Regions from separate parts of the Homo sapiens genome. Here region 2 is linked to region 1. Evidence: chromatin loops called from intact Hi-C (ENCODE). Cell type or tissue: K562. All regions are shown on one strand. Each heading gives the region's core, and the rest is flanking DNA. Links, peaks and the distances in the headings are about the cores only. Region 1 has its middle 56 kb from the start of ARHGAP18. Region 2 overlaps LOC105377999 (a long non-coding RNA gene).

The links. A loop is a pair of places that touch in the nucleus more often than their neighbours do. Peaks named below come from ENCODE experiments on the same cell type or tissue, not always from the same donor. Only the 100,000 strongest peaks of a DNase experiment are listed, where the experiment ranks them.
Region 2: it touches region 1 in a loop (2.4-fold over the local background); 4 of 110 quality-filtered maps call a loop at or near these places.

Annotation. Positions count from the first base shown.
Region 1 is chr6:129,761,504-129,771,225 of GRCh38, reverse strand. No RefSeq gene overlaps it. Among named protein-coding and RNA genes, the nearest start is that of ARHGAP18, 56 kb to the right of the region's middle. RefSeq lists an enhancer at 2,372-2,541. In K562, for the core only: no CTCF peak of the experiment used is centred there; a DNase peak (open chromatin) is centred at 3,785; H3K4me3 peaks cover 761 bases.
Region 2 is chr6:129,861,388-129,871,109 of GRCh38, reverse strand. The region is part of intron 2 of LOC105377999 (a long non-coding RNA gene); the gene reads right to left. Among named protein-coding and RNA genes, the nearest start is that of TMEM244, 4.9 kb to the right of the region's middle. RefSeq lists a silencer at 7,192-7,486. In K562, for the core only: a CTCF peak has its summit at 5,865; a DNase peak (open chromatin) is centred at 5,949.

The DNA of each region.
Region 1 (9,722 bases), core at 592-8,591:
TAAAGGAAGGCAGATTAGTTGGAGAAGAGGCATCCAGAATTTATTAACATGTACACAGGAGAACCACAGCTTGATTACATACTATCCAATGGGTTTCAAAGCTTATATACCACCCTGACAAAATTGGTTATGGGAACAGGATGAAGAGGAATTCTGTTAAGAGGCAATAGGATTACTAGAGTGTATTAGTTCTGACACTGCTATAAAGGTACTCCCTGAGACTGGGTAATTTATAAAGAAAAGAGGCTTAATTGACTCTCAGTTCCACATGGCTGGGGTGGCCTTAGGAAACTTACAATCATGGTGGAAGATGAAGGAGAAGCAAGGGTCTTCTTTACATGGTGGCAGGAGAGAGAAGTGCAAGCAGGGAAAATGCCAGACGCTTATAAAACCATCAGATCTTGTGAGAACTCACTATCACGAGAAAGCATGGGGGAAAGAAAACAGCCCCCATGATCCAATCACTTCCCTCCCTCGACACATGGGGATTATAATTCAAGATGAGATTTGGATGAGGACACAGAGCCAAACTGTATCAGAGGGAGAATGAATGACTCTGAGGACAGAAATTAACCTGTAAATAGTTCACTTTGGAATCGGAATGATCTTAGGAGGCAGACATTATCTTGCGATGGGTCTGTTCAGGTGTGTTTACAGTTTTGGTCTTACGCGGGCAGTGGGTGGGGAGGTGGAAATAAAAAAAACCCACTATTCTCCTTGATGGATCTGGATGTTAAACAGATAAAGGAACTTCAGATCCATCCTGTGCTTTGGGAGAGATGGTTAGAGGTGGGGTGGGAAAGGTCAGACCTTGAGGCTCTTTCGGTTCAGCATGTTGAAGTGCTATATTTTGAAGTATTGGTTTCTGAGCCCCAGTGATATCAAGTCAACTTGGAATTGGCCCCTGCCTTCAACTTTAGCCATATTTTCTTGGAAAAGTTACTCTTGTGGAGCAAGGCTATAATTTAGACTGGTTAAGGACTGTTGAACTTTGGCACCAAACAGGATGGAATTCATATCGTGCTCCACCTATTAGCTATCTTACCTTGGGCTCTCAAAGCCTTGGTTTCATCAGCAGCTAAAGATAATATTCTCTGTCCTTATCCATTACCAATTATTGTTTGTGTGCCTGTATGGTTTGGATGTTAGCAAACACATTATTGTATACTATAAATTCAAAATGTAAGATTGTGATAAATGCTGCTAAAAATGCTTCATGTGGTAATTAAATGTGATAGTTGTAAAGATTTTAGTGGTGCTTGGCAGAGAATAAGGTGCAAATAAGTGATAATTATGATTTTTGTCATCAAAACTGAGAAATTCTTGGCTTTGGTGATTAGAACACCTTGGGCAACCCTTCAGAACCAGGTTCATTGCAATATAATAAATAGCAAGAAAAAAATGGCAGATGGTAAATGAGGTAGATGGAATAAGGAATCTCTGCTATGAATTTGAATGAGTCCATGGGGCCCATAGCAGGAGCAGTTGTGTCTCCCCACTTCTGTTTCTATTTTTGTTCGGGACAGAGAAGTAGGGATTAAAACCTATAAAACAGCCCCACCTTAGTTATCTGCTCTTAGCAGGTCTGCATCTTCCTTTCCAGTTATGAAATCTTTGATTTGGTTATACTGAGAAGGTTCTTTCTCCTCCTGCAATCACTTCCTTTAAGAAATGTCCCTAGACTAACTCTGTCCATTTTCTAAGTGGTCATTACAATAGAAGGACTTCCTCCTGTGTCTCCATGTAATATTGACAACATGTGAAAACCAGTAACTGCACAGATGTATACAATTATACAATTATAATTGTAATTATATATGTACAATTATACATAGAGATCCAAAAAACCAGCATTGTCTCTACCCTTAAGAAATTCAAAGCTGCTGGTATGGTGGGGTATGATTCAACTAAAGACAATGAAGAAAGTATCACTGAAAAGCTACAGAGAAGGGGAGCCAGAGTGGGCCTGCTCTGGAGTCAGGATGTACTCAGGTAGCACTTGAGTCCTAAAAGGACAGAAAGAAGGCTAGGTATAAATGGTTCACACCTGTAATCCCAGTGCTTTGGGAGGTCAAGGAGAGAGGATCGCTTGAGCCCAAGAGTTTGAGATCAGCCTGGGCAATATGGTGAGACTCCATCTTTACAAAAAAAAAAAAAAAAAATCAGCCCAGAATAGTGGTGTGTGCCTGTAGTCCCAGCTACTTGGGAGGCAGAGGTAGGAAGATTGCTTGAGCCCGGGAGGTTGACACTGCACCAGCTAGCACTTGTCTCAGCTGTGTTTGTGCCACTGCACTCCAGCCTGGGCAACGGAGCAAGGCCCTATCTCAAAAAAAACAAATAAAAGAGCCACAGGATGGGGCAGAGAAAAAGGGAAGAAAGAGAGGACTTTCCTGCCCCAAGGAACTGGATTCATGGGCCAGGCCAGACACCTGCTAGGGATTCAATACCTGACTTCCCCTCACCTGTGTCCTGTGTGGGCTCTCACAGGCCCAGCTTTCAGCTGTGAAAGCCTCTCAGATTAACCCTCCACATACTTGGCAGAGATGACTGGCTAAAAGTTTTTCAAAATGAAATAATTTTGTTATCTGCAAACCATGGAGAGTTAATGTTGCTGGTTTCAGTAGTAGCTGAGACGGCGTGCTCTGAATGAGGCTCAACTTGGAAAGTAGCATTTTAGGGGGCCGAAAAAAGAAGAAAAGGAGGCATAAGAAAAATAATAAAATGTAAATAGCACCTAAAAGCCATTTGCTTACGTATTGCACACCTAATGTATAGTGTATTTCTATCTTCAAATAATTGACCAGCCCAAAATAGCTGAGAAGGTCAAGAGTTAGTATAGGGGTCCATAGCAAATTCAAGAACTTCAGCTTTCCTGTAAGCGCCACTAACAGATGATCTAACCCATCAGTTCACCAATTCATCGTCACGGGAACATTTATGGAGTACTGGCCGTCCACCAAGCCCCCAAGAAAAGATTTATGTTTACAGTCATGAATCAGCCAGGCATTCTTTGCTTGCATTTTGCTTACCATCTGGAAGACTTAAATTTTAAGATGTATGTTATAATATAGGTTAACATTTCCATTTCAAAACTAGCACAATTACTTTATAAAATATTTAAGAAAGTTGTTGTCTAGTAGGAGGCAGATTATGATGGTACAGAGATAATTAATTTGTGGCACATTGCCTAGATCTTCAAACACAAGGCAATTCTGTACTTAATCCTCGAGGAACAGTGATCTGTTAGGATTAAACCCTTTCGCAGTTTACACCACAAGCTTGATCCCGGAGGCAACTTAATTGGGCAGGGAGAAAGCTAAAGACTAAAAGCTGCTGGTAGGTTTCAAACATCTCTATCATCCTATCAATAAAAAATTTCCTAAGTGCAGAGCAGTGTATCCTTACTCTGTTTTTTAAATTTTATTTTTGCGGTGGGGAAGGGGCGCGGGGATACGGAAGAGATCATTTCCAAATTTAAGGTATTTCCTTCACCGAATCGCACCCTCGTGCCCACTCCTTCATTCTCCCTTTCTCAAATCAACAGAAGTCAACAGTTAAGGGGCTCTGATAACAGCAGCTGGGAAGAAGCCGAGCATGCTCAGTAGCTGGGGCCGCTTTCTGAGCACATAGCAAGCTTTGGTTTGCACCAACACCGGCTAGCACTTGTCTCGAGATGCTGCCGGGCTCGTGCACAGCTGATGCCTGTTCCTGGAAAGCTGATCTCTACCCAATAACATGCGGCTTTCGCACGGTCAGCTGCAGCGGCGCAGCAGCGGGGGTCCGAGGAGCCCGTGGGCTGCAGCCGCTCTGCCGGCTCAGCGCTCGCACGGGTATCCCCCTCCTCGTGGCCACGCTTCAGCCCGGTCCTTCCGGCAGCTGCTGGATGAATAAGCCGAAATGACAGGATTGTGGTTAGCCGTGAAGAGCGCGTAGATGCCACAAAGTAGGTGTGTCACGGAAGAAAGTGCTTAGGGAAGATTCTTGCAGGAGATCTAATTATCGCTTTTCGTCACTTCTTGGGACCCTGGCGTTCCCTGCTCTCCACTTGCGGAAGATGGTTATAGTAGTGACAGAGCTGGCACAATGCTTTCACCTCCGGTAAGGAGAGCATCTTTGCATGCTTTTCTCTTTGCAACGCATATCAGCTTTGAAATATACAGCTGGGAAAGGTCTTTAAACTAGCCTTGCCCTCACTCTACTAGTTTGTTCTTAAGGAAGACTGGGGAAGAGGACTTTTTGTGTGATTTTTAAAAAATCTTTTCAGGTTGGGGTTAAAGACAAGCATTAGTGTTCTTACTAACCTGTCTGTCTTGCCTCTAAAATTTACTTGGTAGAATTTTGCCTTGAGCCTAACATTTAAGTCTCCATTTGCAAGATGAGGTTAGGGGTACTTTCTTTTCTCTTTTAAAAAATAATTCCTGGGATATTCTTGTAAAAGGTACATTATGCTTGTAGGTAAACTGATAATCATAATAGCCTTTTCGAGATGATTGTGATTTCAGTTACAGCCAAGAGAGAAAAACTAATCTTGACATTCACATCAACCTTGGTCAGCGTTGAACTTACACTGAGTAGAGGAAATAGTCGCACTATGATTATCTGGTTATTTGTTAAGAAAAAACAACACAACCCCAAACGTGTTCAGGGTTTACTCTTGGAATAAATAGGAGACACAAGTTTAAACAAAAATTTAAAATTAGTACTCGTCATTTTTGGGTGCTGAAAAGGATGGCTTCTCCAATCAGGCATTGGTTTAAAAGTAAAGAAACATTTTCAAAGTGTAGTTTTGTGTTTGCAAAATAACATTTTTGATAGAAATTGTGGAAAGTCAACATCTTCATATGGCTCCTCATATAAAAGAAAAAAAGCAAAAGAGGGGTCTGTAGGAACTGAAGCCAAGAGCAGCTGCATAAACATATCTAACTCTGTGCCACCAAAGAAAACCTGTCCAAAATGTCATGTAATCATAGCTACAATTTCCATTGCTATTAATTTGCCATCCTCACAGATTTAGCAGTTTTAAGAGAAAGCACTTTTCCAAGTAAATCCCAAGTTAATAAGATAGTAGTAGGTCTACAAGTATTGTCTAACATTTAGCAACTATAATCAAATGGGGCAGAAAAATGTCTTTTTCCTAGTTTGGTATTAGACTTGTTTCATGCTCAAATATACACTTACTAAAAACAACTCATTTAAAATAATAACTGTATTCTTTCTCTGAGGCATCAAAGGATTTTTCCTTATCAAAACAAAAATAAAAAGAATAAAAATCTTTCAGTGATGCAGAGGAAGAAAAAAGACAAGGAAATACTTGTTGAGTGGTGAATACTTCACTGGAAAAAAAAGTTGGAATTTCTGGATAGTTGATTGCTTTTAAAGCCTTCTTTTAAACATAATTTAGTATTTGTGACGCATACCCTGGCAGGCCCATTTAACCATGAATGAGTGACAGTATCTTTATAGACAAACTGTAAAATATGTTCAAAATTTGCCTTATAACTGGTAATCCAAGCCTTCGCTGATGTACTTGCTGATTTCCGTAGCTTGCCGTGGCAGATCTGCACAGGTCTATGAAGGTGTGCCTGATATATGAAATTCAGGCAGGTACATAAGGCAAGGGAGGTGCGTCTTAGCCCTGAAAAGAGTTAAAGATGATTGGAACCAGTCAGGAAATTCTAACAAAGCTAGAAGGGGACAAACCTGAGGACACATCCCCTAGTAAGAAAGGGTGAGGGGTCAAGCTTGTATAGGGCTAGAAATTCCTATTTCTAGTTTGTTCTGTAGGGACTAGAACCCACATACAGTCAACAAGCTTTGTTCTACAAAAGGGATGAAGTTCTTTGAAGTCTGATTACTTACCCAGAAGCTTGGAGAAACCCATTTCTTCCTTTTTTGTGTGTCAACACCCCAGCATGATTAGTAGCACTCCACTTCCTGAGCCCTCAGTGGACTTATGGGAAGACAAAAGCTGTCTGAGTTCTCTGGTGTTAATAGTTTGACCTCTGATCTTTGCCTGTTCATGCTGCTAGCCACTCAGGTCCCACCCAGGTGTCCCTTAGTGAAATTAACGTAAGAAGTGCCCATCTCAGAAGCTCTCAAAGCCCCAGGATTTTACTGAGGAAAACCTGTCTTCCATTCCCTTGTCTGTGCTGGTCTCATTGTCTGAGATGGTAAGTCCCCAACCAGCGATGATCATTCCTATTCTAGTTAGACATAAAATGTGTTCTAATGCTGAGTACCACACTCAGCAGTGACCCAGAGTAGTGCCGTAATGATCAGTCATAAGAAGAAAACAGGAAAAAGTGATTTCTGCATCTGAATATGAGAGAGACTTTCTGTTCCTTTCTCTCCCTCTTTCCTCTGTCACCCAACTGTGACACAATGAGGAGTAAAACTATTCCAGGGCAAGTCATTATATTTCCCATTTTAAGGGGTGAGAATTGTGGTGGGGCCATCGCATATTGTGTCCCTAATCTGTCCCAGACCCCACTATCCACCCTCCATGTCTCTTCCATATCAGTTAGAAAATAACTGAGATTTTATAAGCTCCCTTAGAGGCAGTTAGTCTGTGAAGCACATGGTTGAAATATAATGAATTCCCTTTTAACAATCAAATAGTCCTAGAACTTCTGTTCTAATGTGTTTTCCCTGCCTTTTGCTTCATTAAGAACTTTTGTGTGCCTCTTTATTTCTCTACTACTATTTTAGAGATGGACTCAGCTAGTGCTTAGGATCTGAACATAGTTCAGCTATATAGCTTGTTTATTCTCAAAACTGGGACCAGCATATATCCCAAGAACATTCAGTAGATGGCTACATGATCAGAAATGTTTTTATCTTACTATAAAAGTTATATATTATTTTTCCTATAAATTATACCTACTATAACAAAATAACATAAATATAGATATTCAGTGTATTGATGAACTATAGGGTTCATCACTATAGGGTGTGACGGCTCACACCTGTAGTCTCAGCTACTTGGGAGACCAAGCTGGGAGGATGGCTTGAGGCCAGGAGTTTGATACCATCCTGGGCTATATAGATCCCATCTACAAAAAATTTAAAAAATTAGCCCAATGTGATGGCACATGCCTGTAGTACTAGCTACTTAGGAGGCTGAGGCGGGAGGATCCCTGGAGCCCAGGAGTTCCAAGCCGCAGTGAGCTATGATCTTGCCATTGCACTCCAGCCTCGATGACAGAGCAAGACCCTGTCTCTAAATAATCATCATTATCATCATCATCATCACCATCAAATAGAGAACTTTCTCAGTTATTCCCTCCATCAAATTTATAACAGTCTAAAAATAGCTATTCAGCTATATTTGTATAGCATGATAGGTTTCAGTCCTAGTGCTAATCACTGATTGGTTTTGATGTAATAAAGGAATTTTCCATTACTTAAATGATTCCTAGCTTTGGTTTTAGCAATTTAATGAAAAGATAATTGTACCTACAGAGAACTGGAAATACTCAAACATTAACTATGTGTAGTCTAGGCAAGATGCCAGAAAAATGAAATTAGTTCTAGGATTGATATATTCATGCCCCAAGTTCCAGGGATTCTGTGTCATCTTCAAGGGTATAGTTAGCTTCTAGCCCAGCCAGTGACTTTCAGATTGTCACTGCTAGGAATACAATTTGAGAACACAGACACATATTGAAGTTTGAGGCAGAGCCTTGTATTGTTTCTCTGTGATATTGTTTCTGCCAAGTAGCTCAGCAATGGAGGTTAAGTGAGGGCCATGGCAGACACCTTATCAAATGTGAAAGTCCAGTTGGAATCTGTATATTTGCATTTCTTAGTGCTATGAAGAGCAGACAAAGAAATAGTATAGAGTGTGACCTCTGGTAGGGCACTGAGGGAAGCCCTCTCTGAGGAAATGATGTATGATTTGAACCTGGAATGGAGCTGAAGTCTGGGGACATGTTTCTGGTTGCTTGGTTTGCTCTAGCAATGGATATATAGTAGTGTGGTCAGACCGGAGGGGGTGTGTGTGGGGGGGGGGTAATGGCAGGAATGGAGTATGGGGGTGGGAGTGAGGTAGGGACTAGGGTGTGGGGGAGATGGGGAGGAAGGAGATAAGTTTAAAAAGATAGGCAAGGGCTATAGAGACTGAATTTTTAAAGTGCAGTGGAAGCCACTGGAGGATGCATTTTAAAGGAGCACTATGGCTGCTATGTGGAGAATGTCAACAGGGAAAGCTGGGAGATCAGGAAAGAGGTCATTGCTGTAGACAGGAGACATTGGTAACTTGCACTAAGGAGGTAGTAGTGGAGGTGGAAGCCAGCACATAGACCTCCTTCTCTAAATTATGTTTTATTTTTAATTACAAACATAATGTACTTTCATTGTAGAAAACCTAGAAAATACACAGACATGTCCCCAAAGAAATGAAATCATAACCCCTCCACCCAAACTTAATTGCTGTAATATTTTTGGTATCCTACAGAAAACTTAGAAAATACAGGGATCTGTCTTCAAAAGGAATGAAGTATTCTATAGTCTTAGCACCCGAACTTACAGGTAATATTTTTGGTACCTGTCCTGTGAACCCTTTTTGACACCAGTGTTGTCATTTTCCGAGAAACTGGTTTATTCTGACAAAACATCTCTTCTGGCTTAAATAAACTGGAAAATGTCTGCTCTAAGACTGGATGAGAAAGTGAGTGTATGTGCCACAGAGTCACTTCATTTATTTATTGAATATTTTACTGCACGCCAGATGCTGGGCTCTGTGATATGTGGTGTCTGTTTTTCTCAATTAACCAACTCCTTTCACAACCTAAATTGTTAGCACTACATTCCTTGCAGTTAGGAAGGCTGAATTTTCCCCTTTGACCTTCTATATAAGTTGTGCTTGTTCACTATCCTGCTTTAGCAGAGACATGGGTATTAGTACTCTCATGACATTGGCGTCTTTTCACTAGAGATAGACTAGGAAGAGGCTGAACTTGGGAGGACCACTCTGACTTGGAGTAGACCAAAAGAGGTCCAAAGGCTGAGAGGACCAAATTTTTTGTTGTTGTTGTTTTGCTCATAGGTCTTCATCTTTCCAGAAGTACTTATCAGTAAAGGAGAAAGTGGGCTTCCTCCAGGCCCCCAGACAGGGGCTACTTAAAACATAGAAGGGAGAAATCTTGCAGTAGTCTCCTTATAACTCTCTAAGAATGTATTCATTTGACCTCTTACTCTGGTTTCAAATACGTTCCATTTAATAGGTGTGTAATAACTTGATTATTAAAAATACTAGTAGGGTTTGCATTCTATTTCCAAGCTTTTAGAGTGATTTCATGCAAGTTACTTTATGAAATAAACATTTAAGACCACTTCTTTATCTGTCCCCAGACATCTGAAATTCAGCATACTGATAACAGAATAGGGTTTATATTTGTAATCCAAGCTTGCTCCTCCTGCTGTATTTCCTGTCTCAGTTAAGGCTGACCTTTTCTAAAGTCTCCCAAATGATCAAGGAGAATCTTTTTTAGCTCTTTCTCTTCCATCCAGTAGGAAAGTATGTCTATGCAAGTTCAGAAAAGCCTTGTAAAACTTTTCCTCTCATCCATTCTACCAGTCGCTACTTTGGTTCAATCAACTTCTATCTTTCACTGGGTCTGTTAAGCATTGCAGAAGGCTGTGAAGGGAAGGTTCTCATGCTTGTATGCCTGATTTAAAAAAAAAAGTTACAAAAGACCAAAGAAATCACAAGTTTGCACAAA
Region 2 (9,722 bases), core at 1,258-9,257, 99 kb before region 1:
GTAAGAAAAAGCACACTTAAAAATGTTTTTTAAATCTCTCTGGCCTGGAAATCTATCATGTTTAAGTCTGTTGTTGAATTTTTGCACACTTTTGCTATTCTACTATTCATGTTTTCACACTTTCAAATGTATATAGTCCTTTAGTAGGTACTGTATTCTACTTAAAGTAAAGGACTGTAGATATCCGAATGTAGCCCACGATCCATTTATTTATCTGTTAATATATGTATGGATGTGTGTGTATGTGTATATATATACGTATGTATATATGAATGTGTGTGTGTGTGTGCGTGCGTGTGTGTGTCTTGGACATTTTCTATGTGCTTGGGTTGCAGAAATTAACAAATCAGGTCAGACACAATACCTGCCTTCATAGGGTTTATAGTCTAGTGGTTATAAAGATAAGTAAATAGGCAATCACAATGGAAAGTGACAAGAGCTATGATGGGCGATGTGCAAGGTGCTGTAGAAACACATAGGTAGATGCACCAACTAAGGCGAATGTGTTGGGGTGGGGAAGAGTATTGGAAAACACCCTGAAGGAAGTGAGTCTCAGGCTGAGGCTCAAGTTTGAGCTCTGTATGCTGTGGAGCTCATCCATAAGAACTGGTCGCCTCACTAAGGTAAGAGTGCAGTCATTCATTCATTCATTCAGTAGCCACACCCTGGAGCAGCTTCTTTTCCCTCTGTAATATGGCACATGCAGTAAATCTGGTAATGAGACAAAATTGCTCTTATTTTAAAAAACAGGCCCTGGAAAGAAAGACAATTGTTAAGGCCAAAGATGGAAGTGAAGATGAAGTAACCAGTATAATAAATTAATGGCTTTTAGCCATAAAAATAGAAATCTATGATCTATTGAATTGTTTTACAATAGCTCCGCTCTATGAGGCAACTGAGCTCTCTTGTGTGTTCCGTATGGAAATAAATAAAAGCAGATTGAAAAATTGATACAGCAAGTACCAGAGCCAGTAAAAATGTACTTGTAGGTGAGAGAGATCAATCACCATGTGTCTGAAGAGGTGCATAGATCTTCACTTGTGGTTTTGCTTTTGTTTTGTAGGAAAATAGTGTTTTATTGTGGCATTCACAAATTTGGAAATTCACAGAGGTCTCTGGACTTCCTTTCTGCCAACATGAAGGCCTATCCCCTTCAGAGAGATAAGATAGCTTCTCTAAAGAAAAACTTATAGAAGTCAAGCATCCGTCTCTTGGGTCTCTTAGCATCTTCTGAGTAAACCCATCCACTTTTGCATGGCTGTTTACCCTCTCCAAGTTCTCCTTCCCTGCATATGATAGGATAATGCCAGAGGTAAGAAGTCCATGAGACTGACTTTCAAATATTTTAAATGTTATTTACACAGCTAATTTAGTTTGCCCAAGTAAAAATGTGCACACCTAACAGGATCTATAAATGACTCCCTAGTTCAGCTCAGATTTCACTTAAAAACTGCTCCTATTATTAGCTTATTAGCTGTAAGTGCTTATGATAGGTTTCATGCTCAAATGAACCTTCCTTTTGAGAAGCTAGAACCCACCTGCAAAGTAAAAAACAGTGAATTCACTTACCCAGGGTCAAGAGCAAATTCGGGGTAAGTTGAGGTTTCTAATATTCTTGCTTATGTCCATGGTATGTTTAAATTTTAGGTCCCTGGATTAATACTACAAAGATTATCATACATATCCAACCCTATAAAAGCTCTCACCATGCATTCCATTCCTCTTCTCTACCTTCCTTTTCAACTAAACACTGAAAAGTGACTATTTAGAAAATCTCTTTATAACTACTTTCTAAGCTATTACATGAATATAGTTATTGAATAGGATCCTGTATGAATAGGATGCTAGTTTTTGATCCACTAGAAAAAAGGCATGGAAAAAATTGTTAAGCTAAGATCTTTGCTAGTGCTGAACAATATTTAGTACAATAAAAACAGTAGAACTGAGATTTTTTTAAAAATATATGTTTTCTTCATATATCATTTTAATAACCTTTTAAAAGCTTATAAAGCAACTTGAAGCTTACTTTTACTTGCTAAAGCACCAAGATTAGTATAAACCTGGCTTTGTCTTACCTGATACTAGAAGTCCCAGAAGGCCCTTGCTGTAGTGTGGTCACACCCCAAGAGTGATATTATATAGACATGTTGTGTACTAAAACAAACAAAAAAGCCTAATAATGCATACACATAAGCATCACTATGTGTTTTTCTTAAAGTGACATTTTAGTTATTATTGTTGTTTATTTTAGTTTCATTTAGGTTGAGGAAAAAAAAGCAAATGAAACATTCTCTCCACAGCATCAGGTTGTACTCCTGCTGTATCTTTGGGCATTGAGCATTTCTTTGTAGTCTGTGAAACTAATGCCCATGTTTGATTTATATTTGTGCTTAAATGCCCTCAGCCCAATCCCTTAGAAAACTAATGCTTATCTGTGAAGCTTGGTAGTTGCTGTACAAGCAGTATTCCACGTCTTCATTAAATTACAATTAGGTGACTTTTATTTCTTTTTTTAGTTCAGAGCAGTTTGTAAAAATGAAAAAAAACTTGGTACAGTTTTGCATCCACCCAGGAACCTCAGATAATTTCTCAAATGTTTTTGGTCCAGTAAAATCCCAAATGCATCTTGCCAAGTGCCCTTTTCTCCATGACTTCCAAATCCATGCAAATTTCAGGGAAAATTTAATCCATATGTTTCTGATTCATTCACTCTTAACTTATCATATTGTTGTCTTCAAAAAACAATTTTATGTCCAAGAAACCCTACGGGCATTTTATATATATACACACACACACACACACACACACACACACACACACACACACATACATACACACACACACACATAATCTGGCTTTAGTCAAATTTTTCCCCAGTTGGAGCCTGGAAGCTGTACATTTTCAAGTATTAAGGATTGCTTGAACTTTCCCCCAACTTCATTTTAACTTCAAATCATTCTTGTAAGAAGTAAATTCCAATCAGGATACAGAGAATGTGAAATGGCTGGACATTTCTGCCAGCAGCTGCCTTGCCAGAACCAAGGCTGATACAATGAGCTTGAGCCTGCTAAACAAAGCCAGGTTTGCCCCTTAATCGCCTTCCGTGCTCTGGAGTCTCAGGCGAACTCCCCTCCACTGAGTCATCCTTTAAAAAGTTAAGTTCAGGGATCTGAACCTGCCCGTTTGTAAAAAGTGTAAGCTCAGACAGGTCTGAGCCCTTTGGGAACAATGTAGTATCACTTTGTAACCATTATTTCTGAAGGGTTGAGGGGAGCCTTTGTATAAATGGTATAGTCTGCATCTACCTCAATATTTCCAAACATCATTTTGGGGTCATCAAATCACATTACACAGGACTTTAGTTTTCATGCAAAAAAAAAAAAAAAAAAAGAAAAAGGCCAGAATACATCAAGATACTGAACACATTAACAAGTAAATAACAAATACATGTTTATGCATTGGCTTCTAGTTGAAGCAGTCTGGTTGGCATTTTCTCAAGGGAGTTATTTAAATTTTAAATGGAACAACATCTTATTTAGATTTCTACAAATATGCTAGGGCACAGAAGTAATTTATATGTACATGAAACTCTTCACTTAAGCACCTGGGTACTTGACAATAATTAAAATACTAAGTAGACTTATTAACTTTTCCTTTTAAATTTCCATCTTTTTGCATCTTTGCAGAGGGTGAGAAGAAATTTCTAGAGTAGATTGTCAAGTATCTAGTCTTTTTTCCCAGTATCACATAATGCCTGATTGCAATTCCCTCCTGGTTCTCTTTCTGTTGCATCCTTCAAAAGCGATGCTCTGATCTTCCCTTATACACTCATTGTCTATTTTCAGAATGCTTTTATTTCTTAAACTTTCAGTCCCTTTTACTCCCAACTGCCAGAGAATAAACATTCATTTCACTTCAATATGAGCATATAATTAAGGAAACAGTTGATGGAAGGTATCAAAATCATAGAAAGTGCTGTAAGTCAGAAATTTCCACAACAAAATTTCAACAATAGCCTGGGTATAGATAATTCTCATACTTATGTCATTGGCCCAGACTTCCAACCTCATCTTCAACCATCATGAGTTGTCTTAGAGGACATAATTTAAATAAGTGCTTCTCAAAATATGGTACTCAGAAGTGCAAACACTAGGTCCTCCCAAGACCTACTGAATTAGAAACTCTGGTTTGAGGCCCTTCTATCTGCGTTGTAACAACTCCTCCAGGTGATTCTGATGCCCACTGATGTATGAGCTGACCCTGAAAGTTAATGTGTTGAATCCCACAGTTCGCTTTTCATTTCCTGTTTTCATAACCTATTCTTATCAATAGCACTGTAATCCCCTTAATTTGTTGGCATTAAAATCCTGATGTTATTTTTGTTCTTCTTTGTTCCCCCTTCAGTTTCTCATCAAGAAGGCTGTTATTTCCAAGGTGTTCTTAAAAATCTAATTATGCTCAGTTATTCTAGGCCCCAAAATCAAACCTCAAGCCTTTTCAATATGCTAATATATATCCACTTTGTAGTTTCTTCTCCTATATTGCTGTTAAAATAATTTTTCACATCTGCTGATTTTGTCTTTCATGCTGCTGCTCAAGAACAGTGCTGTTTTATTTTGAACCAAAATACAATGCTCCTTTTGTCCTTTGAGGCCTTCACCAATCAACATTCCAATCCTGCATTAGTCTTATTTCTCATTCTCTAGCAAAGCAGATCTCATTGACTTGTTCTCACTTCCTTTGTACTTCGTATTTATCTTATCCAGATGCCCTCTCTCTCCTTCTTTCCACTCTATTTTCTCTTCCTATTGAAGATACAATTCATATTCTTTGAATTAGGGCTCTAACTTTATCTTTCGTATTTATTTTTACTCTGTGATGACTGTATTGAATTGCTCTAACTTGTATATTTCTTTCCCAATATTAATTCAAGTTGATACAATGTATATCTCCAGATATTTTCTATATCCTCTTAAAGATGATCCTTTACTCTGTACTACCTATGATAAGATGCAGCACATGGTCAACTGGCTTAAAAGTAGGTAAAATTAGATACCAAAACTCAAGTGTCCAGATTTGCAGTCATTGGTAACCCTGGTTTAGGTTTATGGGAGGGAGTATGGAAACTACTATCTAATAACAGTTTGGATATTCATAACTAGTCATCCATGCCAACTGTTTTATGATGTTGTGCCATTCATTACCATATAGGGCACTGCTCCTTATTGTGCCTTATCTTTCAAGACACAATTTACTATTCAACAAATATGAAGCAGTGAAATCAGTGTGTGCTCGTGTGTATACATGTATCTTTGCCTTAACATGGGCCTAAACCTAAAGGAAATTCCATAAAGGCTGTAAACAGAAAAAAAAAATTACCCCAATTTTGACCATTATTTTCATGGCTCCCTGAAATAAAATAGAGTCTGTTTGTTCTTAATATTTTTATGATTTCATGATATCCTATAGAATAATTCAATTTCAAAAAGGCAGTGAACAATAGATGTGGATAGAAGGGCCTAAAGGGAAGAAATGGGTTAGAGAGAATCAGTAAAACTAAAAATATAACACCATCAGACTTCCAAAGCAAAGCCAACTATAATGGAGCAGAAGGCATCAGGGGAAATCTCTTATTTCATTCTGGCACTGAGGGCAAAGAAATTTTACTTTTTAATTTCTTGTGGACAAATTGACTTTGTCAACACAGCGTCTTTATTTTTACCACATCATTTAAAATTGTATTTACAGTTTTAAATGAAAAACTTTAGACAAATTAAATTTAGGAGAGTTTATTTGAGGAAAGACTAATTCATGTATTGGGCAGCCCTCAGAACCAGGAGAGGTTCAGAGAGTTCCACCCAACACGGGGAGGCAGTATTAGATAGGAAAAGGAAATGACATACAGAAACAGCTTGATTGGCTACAGCTTAGTATTTGCCTGATATAGACACGCTCTAATTGGTTGGCAGTCTGTGATTGGCCAAAGCTCAGCTGCTGTGATTGGCCGAGGCTCAGCAACTTGTTATAAGAATATGCTCTTAAGTTAGGCTGCAGTTTTTTAATGTGCAGAGGCTGCTTTAGGCCAAATTTAATTTAATTTAGCAAGAGTTCTATTATCAATGCCAATCTGTAGATTCTTATAATTAAATCTGTGTTTGTCCACTACTCCTTTTGTGAATCCAAAAATCTAAAAATCTGTGGAAACTATTTTATTATTTATTATCCTTGGGTGACAGAATAGTACCAGACGTTAATGAATTTGGTGATGAAACCAAATTGACAAAATTATTTAGTTTTTATTCATCCCACTCATGGCAAATATTTATACATTTTGCTGCTCAAACAATGTTTGGATACAGAGGGAAGTTCTAGACTACTTGGACATGGGATATAATATACTATATGGATCCTATTATTTAAATAAAATTCAAAATTTTCTGAAATTAGAAGCCTATCTGGCCCTAACGATTTGCAATTAGTAATTGTGGATCTGAGCTCATTTTCTCCTTTGATTTTATCAAGGAGAAATTCTAAATTATGTGCTACAATCTTGGAAATATTTCTTTAGGACCTTGAAGTTTTTGTGCCTCTATCATGAAGGAAGTAGCTGAGTCCAATTTTAACAAACAAAGGAGAACTCTAGATACAAATTACACAAAGGGACTGAAAATAATTTAAAACATGATGAAATATCAAGGAGAACAATTCAGAACTAAAGAATGTGAAGAGTTTTATGTATTTTATTCTTTATCATAAGTATGTGCTGAATGAATACATGTACACACAATATATATATATACACACACATATACATATAAAATGTACACATGTAAATATTTCATCAGCCTAATGACAGACTTGGAAATCAGAATTGTAGTTGCTAAATGTGTATGTGTATGCCTCATGCCTTATTCTCGCAATAGATCACAGTAGCAGTTCAAAAAATAATGCTTAAATCCAGTGCGGTGTCTCTGATGAAAAAAAAAAAAGATGCTTATTATAGATGTAAATACCCATACACACATAATCTCTACTCATTAGACTATTGGTCATCAAATTTTTTTCCAATGTAATTATAGAAAATTAGTACTTTTCAGTATTTTATCCAATAGAGTGCTGGAGTATTAGTTCCCAATGTATGGTGCCAACTTCCTGAGAGGATAGTTTTTGGGTGGTTATTGTTTACCTGAGTAACTCAGAAGGCATCTGAGTTGTGCACAAAGCAGCCTGTGTTGGGAGTAGAGTGAGTCAGGCACAAATCCTCTGCTTTATGCTGTGCTATGACTCCCAGGAAGTTCCACTTGCCCCCCTTTTTTTTTGAGACGGATTCCCTCATTGTTGCCAGGGCTGGAGTGCAATGGCGCGATCTCGGCTCGCTGCAACCTCTGCCTTCTGGTTTAAACGATTCTCCTGCCTAAGCCTCCTGAGTAGCTGGGATTACAGGTGCCCGCCACCATGCCCAGCTAATTTTTTGTATTTTTAGTAAAGACGGGGTTTCACTATGTTGGCCAGGCTGGTCTCGAAATCCTGACCTTGTGATCCGTCTGCCTCTGACTCCCAAAGTGCGAGGATTACAGGCATGAGCCACCACACCTGGCCTCCGCCTGCCCTCTTTAAGGAGAAATTCTGGGTCATCACTGTTACAAATAGGGCAGGGCATGGGATTTGGACAATCAGCATTTACTGAGGGTCCACCGTGTGCTGAAATCTGAAGACAACACTGGGAGCTGTTACAATGTTACCAGCAGGCAGAAAAGTCTTTTTCTGCAAGAACTCACAATATAAGCAGAGAACAGGGCAACCACACATTAAAAGATTTATCTAAGGTATATTAATAAAAGAGCATTGACAGTGTTATTAATATGCATTATGAATGTCAAATTCAATAACATATTCAGATGAAAACTATCAAGGCCTGGACTTGCTGAAGGCACTCTTTTCACCTTTGCTTTTGGTATGCAGGTAGATATTGCAGAATGTGCTCTTTATAGCGGTTAACAAGATGCTGTAATGGAAAAAGGATTACAGGGCACAGCTAAGTTCCCATCTAAAGTTGGTGCCACAGCAAAGCAATCAATCAACAAAGTGAAGACACCAACCCGCAGAATGGGAAAAAAAATACTCAAACACTACCCATCTGACAAGGGGCTAACAACCAGAATATATAAGGAGCTCAAACAACTGTAGAGGAAAAAATCTAATAATATGATTTAAAAATGATCAAAATATCTGAATAGACATTTCTCAGAACAAGACATACAAATGGCAAACTGGTATGTGAGAAGTGCTCAACATCATCGATCATCAGAGAAAGGCAAATCAAAACTACAAAGAGATATGACTTCACCCCAGTTAAAATGGCTTTTATCCCAAAACAGGCAATAACAAATGCTGGTGAGGATGTGAAGAAAAGGACACCCTCATACACTGCTGGTGGGAATGTAAATTAGTACAGCCACTATGGAGAACAGTTTGGAGGTTCCTCAAAAGAGAAAAATAGGACTGCCATATGATCCAGCAATCCCACTGCTGAGCATATACCCCAAAGAATGGAAATCAGTCTATCGGAGAGGTATCTGCATGCCCATGTATATTGCAGCATGTTTCACAATATCCAAGATTAAGAAACAACCTAAATGTCCATCAACAGACAAGTGGATAAAGAAATGTGGTACAGGTACAGAATAGAATTCAGCCAAAGGAAAGAATGAAATCCTGTCATTTGCAACAATATGGATGGAACTGGAGGTCCTTATGTTAAGTGAAATAAACCAGGCACAGAAAGACAAACTTCATATGTTCCTACTTATTTGTGGGAACTAAAAATGGAAACAATTGAACTCATTGAGATGGAAAGTAAAAGAATGGTTACCAGAAGCTGGGAAGGGTAGTGGGAGAAAAGGGGGAGTGTGGGGATGGTTAATGCATACAAAAAAGAGAGAGAATGTATAAGATCTAGTATTTGATAGCACAACAGAGTGACTATAGTCAATAATAATTTAATTGTACATTTAAAAATAACTAAAAGGGTATAATTGGATTGCTTGTAACACAAAGAATAAATGCTTGAGGTGATGGAAATCCCACTTACCTTGATGTGATCATTACATATTAGATGCCTATATCAAAATATATCATGTACCCCATAAACTCTATGGGGTATATTACTATATTACTATGTAATCACAGCAATTAAAAATTAAAATAAAAATAATAATAGAGTTGGTGCCAGTAAAAAGATGGGAGAATGAATTGTAAATGAAGGATTGGTTCTGGAGCCTCAGGACGCAGAGAGACAGAGCTCCAATACTGCCTCCTGGCAGTTCTTGAAAACATTCTACCCACAATATTGTGGCCATTATTTTAGAGTATGGGAACCCTTTTGTTTCCTAACAAAAAGTCATAAGTTTTACATTTCTTTGCCATGATGTGAAAGGAACTGATGATTTCTTTCTCAGAACTCTGTGGCCCTTGTGAGTGAAACAGAGAGGACAGGCCACGCTTCAACATGAATGCAGCAGCATCCTTTGGAAACAATCTCAAGACCTAACTGAAAACCCATGTTTCTAATTTAAGTATGAGACAGTAATTACTCATACAGCCAGAGAGGATTCCAAGTCCCTGCCTATTTGCCGCACTATCTAAAAACAATCAACTCATCTTTCAAATCTGACCAAACTACAAATGGTATGAGAACTCCATCGTTTAATAAGGATGTTCAT